Linked DNA regions of Homo sapiens: region 2 is linked to region 1. Evidence: chromatin contacts called from ENCODE Hi-C or POLR2A ChIA-PET data. All regions are on one chromosome and are shown on one strand. Each heading gives the region's core, a stretch centred on a gene start or an enhancer-like site at or near the end of the contact. The rest is flanking DNA. Distances are from core to core; before and after follow the strand shown. Region 1 overlaps CIB3 (calcium and integrin binding family member 3). Region 2 overlaps LINC00905 (long intergenic non-protein coding RNA 905).

Region 1 (4,428 bases), core at 217-2,716:
TGTATTTTTAGTAGAGACAGGGTTTTGTCATGTTGGCCAGGCTGGTCTTGAACTCCTGACCTCAAGTGATTCACCTACTGTGGCCTCCCAGACTGCTGGGAGTACAAGCGTGAGCCACCACGCCCAGCCCGTTTGTTTGTTTTGAGACAGGGTCTCACTCAGTGACCCAGACTGCAGTGCATGGTGCAATCGGCTCACTGCAGCCTCTAACTCCTCGGCTCAAGAGATCCTCCCACCTCAGCTTCCTAAGTAGCTGGGACTACGGGGCCGAGCGCAGTGGCTCACACCTGTAATCCCAGCATTTTAGGAGGCTGAGGCAGTAGTCTCTACTAAAAATACAAAAATTAGCCTGGGCATGGTGGGGCACACCTCTAGTCCCAGCTACTCGGGAGGCTGAGGCAGGAGAGTAACTTGAACCCGAACCTGGGAGGTGGAGGTTTGCAGTGAGCCACGATTGCGCCACTGTACTCCAGCTTGAGCGAGACTCTGTCTCAAAAAAAAAAAAAAAAAAAAAAGAAAAGAAAAGAAAAAAGAAATAAAATAAGAATAAACCAAGTAGCTGGGACTACAGGTACGTGCCACTGTGCCTGGCTAATTTTGTTTGTTTTATTTTATTAATTAATTAATTTATTTTATTTTATTTTTTTGAGATGGAGTCTCGCTCTGTCACCCAGGATGGAGTGCAGTGGCACGATCTCGGCTCACAGCAACCTCCACCTCGCAGGTTCAAGCACTTCTCCCTGCCTCAGCCTCCCGAGTATCTGGAATTACAGGCGCCCGCCACCACGCCCGGTTAATTTTTGTATTTTTTTAGTAGAGATAAGGTTTCGCCATGTTGGCCAGGCTGGTCTTGAACTCCTGACCTCAGGTGATCTGTCCATCTTGGCCTCCCAAAGTGCTGGGATTACAGGCGTGAGCCGTCATGCCCGGCCTGTTTTTGTTTTTATCTATAAGCTGAGGCAGTGCTGAAAATGTTGAGACAGGGTCTCACTTTGTTGCCCAGGCTGGAGTGCAGTGGCACAATCATAGCTCACTGCAGCCTCTACCTCCTGGGCTCAAGAGCAATCCTCCCACCTCAGCCTCCTGAGTAGCTGGGAGTACGGGCACACACCACCACGCCTAGCTAACTAAAAACTTTTTTTTTTTTTTTTTTTTTTTGTGGAGACAAGGTCTTGCCTTGTTGCCCAGGCTGTTCTCAAACTCCTGGCCTCAACTGATCCTCCTGCCTTGGCCTCCCAAAGTCCTGAGATTACAGGGGTGAGTCACTGCACCAGGCCACATAATGGTTTCGATACATATAATGTATGATGAGCAGATCAGGGTCATTAGCATATCCATCATCTCAAACATGTATCATTTATTTGTGTTGAGAACATTCAGTATCCTTCTTCTAGCTATTTGAAACTTTATATCATATGGCAGGATGTGGTGATTCATGCCTGTAATCCTAGCACTTTGGGAAGCTAAGGTGGGTGGATCGCTTGAGCACAGGAGTTCCAGACCAGCCTGGGCAACAAAGCAAGTTGAGAAACTCCGTTTCTACTGAAAATAGAAAAATTAACTGGGCGTGGTATCATGCACCTGTAATCCTAGCTACTCGGGAGGCTGAGGCATGAGAATCACTTGAACCCAGGAGGCAGAGGTTGCAGTGAGCCAAGATCACACCACTGCACTACAGCCTGGGAGACAGAGCAAGACCCCATCTCAAAAAAAAAAAAAAAAAAAAAAGAATTAAAAAATTAAAGGCATGTGCTCTCAGCCCCTGTAGGGGTCTCCCGGCCTAGGGTTGTTTGAGGGGTCCATGTGGCATCCTTCCTGCCTGTCCCAGGGACTTGCCGTGAGCGTGTTGAGGGGGAGGAGGAAAAGGGGTTGTCCACTCCTTGAAGGCCTTGACTCCTTTTCTCTCTGCACACAGCACCTTCCACATCCGAATCTGATGGCACCACAGAGGAGCCGAGCTATAGGAGGGCGGGGTGACCCCTCACCCGCTGTGGACTCTGGTTTCTGAGAATAAACACAAGTCACTGAGTCACACCTGCTGGGAGGACACATTTTTCCACCTTAAAACTGGAAGATGGGAGGGAGGCGGCGTAGAATTTTATCTTTGACTTTGCTGTGTGACCCTGAGTGTGGCCACACCCTCTCTGGGCCACGATCTCCCTGTTTGTACAAGGAAGGGGTGACTCCTAGATCGTCTTCACTGTGAAGGCTGGAAATGCCTTGTTGTGGGTGTCCGTGGCGGAGGTGAGGTGGTGGGGAGATCGGGCCCGTGCTGTCCTACCCCAGGGTTCCCACTCTGAAGGCCAAACCTCACCCTTCACTACTCAAGTTTCTTTTTATCCCTCAAACCCTGAGTCATCAAAGGGATTGAAACTTTTCCTCCCGGGCTGACTCATTAGAGCTGCCAAGAGGAGACCACTGATTGGGAGGGGTGGAAATGTCATTCACTGAGGTGGCTGCTGCACTTTACAGTTTATGATGCATCTGCCCCCTAACGTGACACTGACCCCCTATAACATCCCTGCAGAGTTGGCCGAGGATCATGCCCTCATTTGGAGGGAGCAGAGTGACTTGCCTAAGGCCACCCCACAAGTCATTTGCAGGGGCGGGCTTGAACCCAGGTGCACCTCATACCAGATCCCAGATGTCTGAACCTTGTACATTTGGGGAACCCCACACCCCCTCCACCTGGGGTTGCCCCAGGGCCCCCATCTATGCCCCAGTCAGTCCAAGGAGTAGTCACTCCTGCAACCAAGACCAGCCCCTAGGGACCTTCCCAGACACCTCCATTGTACAGTATGTCATGTCTAGAGAGCTCACTCCCATCTTAACCCGCTAATAAATTAAGCAGCTACTGGGCTGGGCACGGTGGCTCAAGCCTGTAACCCCAGCATTTGGGAGGCCAAGGTGGGCAGATTGTCTGAGCCCAAGAATTTGAGACCAGCCTCAGCAACGTGGTGAAACCCTGTCTCTACCAAAAATACAAAAATTAGCTGGGTGTGGTGGTGCATGCCTGTAGTCCCAGCTACTTGGGAGGCTGAGGTGGGAGGATCGCTTGAGCCCAGGAAAGGGAAGTTGTAGTGACCAGAGATCGTGCTACTGCACTCCAGCCTGGGCAATAGAGCGAGACTCTGTCCAAAAAAAAAAAAAAAAAGGAGCCAGGCACAGTGGCTCACGCCTGTAATCCCAACACTTTGGGAGGCTGAGGCGGGTAGATCGCCTGAGCCCAGCAATTCGAGACCAGCCTGGGCAGCATGGTGAAACCCTGTCTCTACCAAAAATACAAAAAGTAACTGGATGTGGTGGTGCATTCCTGTAGTCCCAGCTACTCAGGAGGCTGAGGCAGGAGAATCAATTGAACCAGGAGGCAGAGGTTGCAGTGGACCGAGGTCGAACCACTGCACTCCAGCCTGGGCGACAGACCAAAACTCCTCCGTCTCAAAGAAAAAGAAAAAAAAAGAAAAACACCTACTGTGCACCAAAGTCCCAGGTTTTACATGCATTCTGCCAGTTCATCCTGAAGAGGGACTGCTCTTCTCATTTTCCAGGTAAGAAAGTAGGCCCAGAGATGTCTAGACTTGCCAAAGGTCACACAGCCCCACAACCTAGGATTCCCTCCAGAGCCCTCCACCATCATGGCCCTGTGATGCCTCCTCCGTCCCCAGCCTTTTTTTTTTTTGAGATGGAGTCTTGCTCTGTCACCCAGTCTGGAGTCTTGCTCTGTCACCCAGGCTGGAGTGCAGTGGCTTGGTCTTGGCTCACTGCAACCTCCGCCTCCCAGGTTCAAGCGATTCTCCTGCCTCAGTCTCCTGAGTAGCTGGGATTACAGGCGCAAGCCACCATGCCTGGCTAATTTTTGTAGTTTTTAGTAGAGACGGGGTTTCACCATGTTGGCCAGGCTGGTTTTGAACTCCTGACCTCAGGTGATCCACCTGCCTTGGCCTCCCAAAGTGCTGGGATTAGAGGTGTGAGCCACTGCGTCCGGCCAGCTTTTTCTTTCTTTTTTTTTTTTTTCTTTTCTGAGACAAGGTCTCTCTCTGTTGCTCAGGCTGAAGTGGGGTGATCATGACTCACTGCAGCCTTGAACTCCTGGGGTCAGATGATCCTCCCGTCTCAGCCTCCCAAATAGCTGGGACTACAGGTGTGTGCCACTACACCTGGCTAATTTTTTGAATTTTTGTAGATACGAGGCCTTGCCATGTTGCCCAGGCTGGTCTTGAAATCCTGGGCTTGAGCAATCCTCCCACCTCCCACCCTCCTCAAGTGCTGGGATTACAGGCATGAGCCACCACACACGGCTGCCTCTTCCCTTTTTTTTTTTTGAGACAGACTCTTCACTCTGTCACTCAAGCTGGAGTGCAGTGGTATGATCTTGGCTCACTGCAAGCTCCGCCTCCTGGGTTCACGCCATTCTCCTGCCTCAGCCTC
Region 2 (4,700 bases), core at 262-2,761, 120 kb after region 1:
TCCATTCCTCCATTCATCCATCCATCCATCCATCCATCCATCCATCCATCCATCCACTCATTCATCCTTCCATCCCTTCATCCATCCACCCATCCAACCATTCATCCCGGCCTCTCTCCTTCCCTCCCTCCCTTCCTTCATTGAACACACAGGCCAGTGATGTCTGTGTCTGGCTCTGTGCTCCAACCCCCAGAGAGGAGCCTCTCAAGAGTAGGGTTTTGGGTTGAGCTTTCTCTACTGCCCCGACACGGCTCAGCACAGGGCTGTTGTTGAATGTGCCTGATTTTGCAGGATGACTTTGTGAGCCAGTATTCATATTTTTGCAATGAGGTCATATGTATTTTGAGTGGCATGGGAAGGCCCTACAAGGACAAGCCTATCATGCTTATGCACCTGTGTTCATTCATTCATTCATTCATTCATTCATTCATTCATTCATTCATTCGTTATTGAGCCCTTAGGATGTTCCAGGTGAAGACAAACAGTATCTTGTCCCTTGGGACCAGGGAAGGTTTTCCTGAAGTGGTAACACTGAGCTAAAATATGAAGGATGAATGGGAGGTGAATTGGCTGATGTGGGAAGGGAAGGGTGATGGAGGCCAAAGGGAACAGCATAGGTGAAGGCAGAGGGCTGTATGGCACATCCCTGGGTACCTGCACTCGTGGAGGACTTGTTTAATATCAAACATTAAAAGGCACTCACATTGAATGTATTTCTTCCTGTTAAAACAAGAAGAAGCTGGGTGCGGTGGCTAACACTTATAATCCCAGCACTTTGGGAGGCCGAGGCAGGAGGATCACTTGAGCCCAGGAGTTTGAGACCAGCCCTGGCAACATAGTGAGACCCTGACTCTAAAAAAATAAAAAAAATTAGTCGGGCGTGGTGGTGTGCATCCTCGCAGCTACTTGGGAGGCTGAAGTGGGAAGACGGTTTGAGTCCAGGAATTTGAGGCTGCAGTGAGCTGTGATTGCGCCACTGCACTCCAGCCTGGGCAACAGAGCAAGACCCTGATACACACACACACAAAGTTAAAAAAGTAGAAAGGATCGTTATCTTTTTGCTTTTGAAGTTATTGGGGTCCCATTAAACTCATATGCTTCTTGGGCATGTACAGGCATTCTTGCCAACAGAGAACATCTAACCCACAAAAACTTTCCAACGTGATGACACCGTGGGGGGGATTCTGGAGCCAACAGTGAATCCAGGTGGCACTATGTCTAGCTAAGTAGACATTTCCTTCAAGCGTTCATTGATTTTGATTTTGCAGCCTTGCTTTTACGTTGTCAAATATCAAAGTGTGTGGTTTTACAGTTTTTTTTTCCTTCCAGGTCTTTAACGTTTTCGGGGACCTCTGGAAAACCTACAGGCGCGGCCCTGGGAAGCTCTGGGTCCCTAGGAGGGGAGGTGACTCCGCGGCGTCCCGGGAATGATCCTCGCGGAGCTCGCGAGGTACTAGCGCCCCCCAGCGTCTGGATTGAGAAACGCACCCTGCGAGGGTGGAGAACCAGCCCAGCCCCAAAGTGAGGTGGCAGAAAAACGAACTCACGGCCAAGGACTGGCTGAGGTTAGCCAGAATTGTGTAAATGTGTTTTGTCTTGCTGGGCTGCCCCCTCTCCTGGTCCTTTGGCTAGGGAGAACAGGATTTTGTTTGGGATTTTTCTTTTGCTTTTTTCGACTGTGCCTGTTGGCGTTCGCGGGTTGCCAGCTTCTTCAGGTCCAAGCCTGGGCTGTATGTGGCGAAAAACAAAACAAAACACCAAAGAATTGACTTTCGTGTCATTCCTTGGGTCCTGAAATTCCCACTGTGTCTGCCTTCCCTCCATCATTCAGAGTCTTACATTTTTCTAGTTTGATCCAATTTCCCAATCACTTTTTATTTTGACAAAGTTGTAAATATGATGCATAGAACATGTTTTGACATAGGCGTACAGCGTAAAATATCTAAATCAAGCTAATTTAACATTTCCTTGACATACCCGTGACCATACCTCCATGCTTATCTCTTTTTCTGTGGTAAGAACACTTAAAATTTGCTCAGCAATTCAGTTTTTTTATATTGAAAAAAAAAAAAAAAAAAAAAGAGATGAGGTCTCACTATGTCGCCCAGGCTGGTCTCAAACACCTGGCCTCAAGTGATCCCCCTCAGTCTCCCAGCGTGCTAGGATTACAGGTGTGAGCCACTGCGCCCAGACTACTCAGCATTTTTCAAGAATAAAATACATTGACTAGAGTCACCATGTTGAACAATTCCTCTTGTGCCCTTTGGCCAATATCTGTTCAGTCCCTCCTCCCTCCCTCAGTCCCTGGAGCCACCATTCTACTTGGGAGTTCAGCTTTTTAGATTCCACAAGTGAGACAGGAAGTATTTGTTTTTCTGTGCCTGGCTTATTTCACTGAACGTCTTCCGGGTTCATCCACGTAAACACAAGCTTTGTTTTTAAAGGCTGAATCTTATTCAGAGTCTTATGTTTTTATGTATGATGTCTGGCCCAGGGTTTTAGTTGTGCTTCGTGGGAGGAATGGGAAAAATTATGTATACCTTGTCCATTTGAATTTGAGAAATGTGCATGATTACACGATCACGTTTTGATCATATGCATGGAATCACAACATATGTATTTTGGTCAACAGCTTCTTATTTCCTTTGTTCTGCCTTCCTCCCTCCCCTCCTCCACGTCCAGTTCTCTCCATCTTTCAAATTCAGGCTCACTCCTTCTCCCATGGATTACTCCAATTGTTCCCCCTTTTTATCGCTATTGGTCATGTCTGGACTTGGAATAAACCCTTTCTGTCCACATGGGCCCTGTCTGCCTGCTGACCTTCCTCTCACTCCTGGCCTCAACATCATCATTCATTCATCAAACACTAAGTGTCTCATTTTGGGGGCACCCCTGAACCTGTGATCCCTCGGAGTTGACCGGGCAAGAAGATCTCCTTACGAAGCAGAGACAGCAAGTGGCGGGGGTGGGGGTGGGGGGGCCCAGTTGGCACAGGATTAAAATACAAGGGCACCCAACCTCACCAGTCATGAGGAACAAGAAGCCACCATGAGGCATTTCAAACCCAACACCCAACATAAATGAAAAGTCTGGCAACACCAGCAGTTTTGGAGGCAGGTAGAAACCCTCAATGGTGGGAGAGCACATTGGTGAAATCACTGTGAAGAATGTGGAAATACCTGGAAATGTTGAAAACGTCCAGATTCTGAAGCTTAGCCTCTCCCCACTTGGCTTTATACCCTAGTGAGCTCCATGGAACTTAAGAAAATGGCTTTGGTCTGGGGCCAAACCCATTTTCTTAGATGGGTTGACTTAAGAAGATGGGCCCTTGTCTGTGGGTAGATGGTCACGGGGGACCGGGTCAGTGGTGGCTTGGTCACTGGGGGGGACTGATCAGTGGGACCCAGTCTGCAGGGCTTGGTCAGCACAGAACACGATCAGTCCGGCTTAGTCAACAGGACCTGGTGGGTGGGGACCTGGTGAGTGGGGGCCTGGTTAGTGGGGACTTAGTAAGGACGAGGTCAGCTGGCTGCTGGGTGACCTCAGGCAGGGGGTTTGTCCTAGAAGCCTCCTTTCTTCCATTTGTAGGGGAGATGAAATCAACTGCACCCCAGAGAGCTACTGGGAGGAGGAGAAGTGCATTGAATATGGCCCTGCTATGCAGATTTAGTACCGTATACACTGAGTCCCTCCCGAGGGAGGGGGTTTCACCCACGGCACTGCCCTGCCCTGCCTGCATCCCCAGGACCACCCTGCCTGAAGGCAGAGGCTGGGGCGCACCTGTGGATGCTCTGATGCTGACCACAGGCCCTGGGGTGACAGTGATGAGGACATGGGGGCACACGTGATTGGGGAAGCCAGGGCCGGCCGGAGGAGAGACACACGCTCACACGCACCCGCACATATCCACCTGCACTCAAGTGCACAGACGCATTGCACGCACACGTCGACAGTTCAGGAGGGGCAGAGGATGCCGTCTCTGGGCCCTGCTGACCCATGCAGGGCTCCGTTGTGATGGGTGCCGTGAGCCCACAATGTCACCATTACCCAACACCCAGGTACCTGCCCGGCTCTGTGTCGTAGAGCAGTTGGAGACACAGTGTGAGTGGGTTCTGCCCAAAGGACGCTTTTCTCTTTTCTAGGTGAGAGGCACATCTCTGCACGGCTGCTTGATCAGACTTAGGAGAGCGTGACCTGCTCTCTTCCCTCCCTGCTGACTTGGGGACAGTCGCTACTGGGTGGGCGGCAGCTGCCCGAGGAGGGTCATCCTCGAGTGCTCACTGGGTGCCCGTTCTGTGCTGACCAGGCAGACAGTCATCCTGTTCATCCTCACAGTGACTCTGTTCCAGGAACATGCCAGGAAGACCCCCAGCCCCACTCCCCAGGACAGACCTGGACTGGCCCAGGGACAGCACCCTCACACTGTCCCCATGACCCTTTGCTTCAGTCTGGAGGGCCAGGCTGGGCCTGTTGTGCTGAGCAGGACACTGAGTCCTCCCAGACAAGGAGCCCACCTTGACAAGACCCAGATCAAAGGCAGGAGTGTGGTGGGCACCTCCTCACCCAGGCCTCCCCCTGGCCATGGCCTCCTGTGCACAGCTGGAAGCCAGGGGTGGCTGCAAAAGGACCCAGAACCTCCCAGTGGGAGGTAGCTGTGGTGGAAACCTGGGTGTGGGCACCGACCCCTTCCATGCTACCCC

What was found. A loop is a pair of places that touch in the nucleus more often than their neighbours do. ChIA-PET counts read pairs that join two places held with the same protein, here RNA polymerase II (POLR2A). Pooled maps may share reads with other maps.
Region 2: a loop to region 1 is called in a pooled map, with 2.4 times the contacts of the local background. The contact joins two enhancer-like sites. A Hi-C loop is called at or near these places in 15 of 168 maps with a recorded cell type or tissue (GM13977, IMR-90, Jurkat and 8 more) and 3 of 50 pooled maps. POLR2A ChIA-PET finds 5 or more read pairs at or near these places in 6 of 52 experiments (B cell, CD4-positive, alpha-beta T cell, PC-9 and 2 more).

What each region holds. Positions count from the first base shown.
Region 1 is chr19:16,158,974-16,163,401 of GRCh38, reverse strand. It overlaps CIB3 (calcium and integrin binding family member 3), which reads left to right. Exons shown (of 6, transcript NM_054113.4): 6 at 1,916-2,034. The coding sequence ends at 1,937. Among named protein-coding and RNA genes, the nearest start is that of CIB3, 12 kb to the left of the region's middle. RefSeq lists an enhancer at 3,035-3,124. Within about 2 kb of position 1,466, at least 4 of the 41 ENCODE cell types and tissues checked have a DNase peak (open chromatin) inside an H3K27ac peak, as active enhancers do.
Region 2 is chr19:16,038,467-16,043,166 of GRCh38, reverse strand. LINC00905 (long intergenic non-protein coding RNA 905) reads right to left here. Exons shown (of 5, transcript NR_024335.2): 5 at 1,032-1,728. Among named protein-coding and RNA genes, the nearest start is that of LINC00905, 7.1 kb to the right of the region's middle. Within about 2 kb of position 1,511, at least 5 of the 41 ENCODE cell types and tissues checked have a DNase peak (open chromatin) inside an H3K27ac peak, as active enhancers do.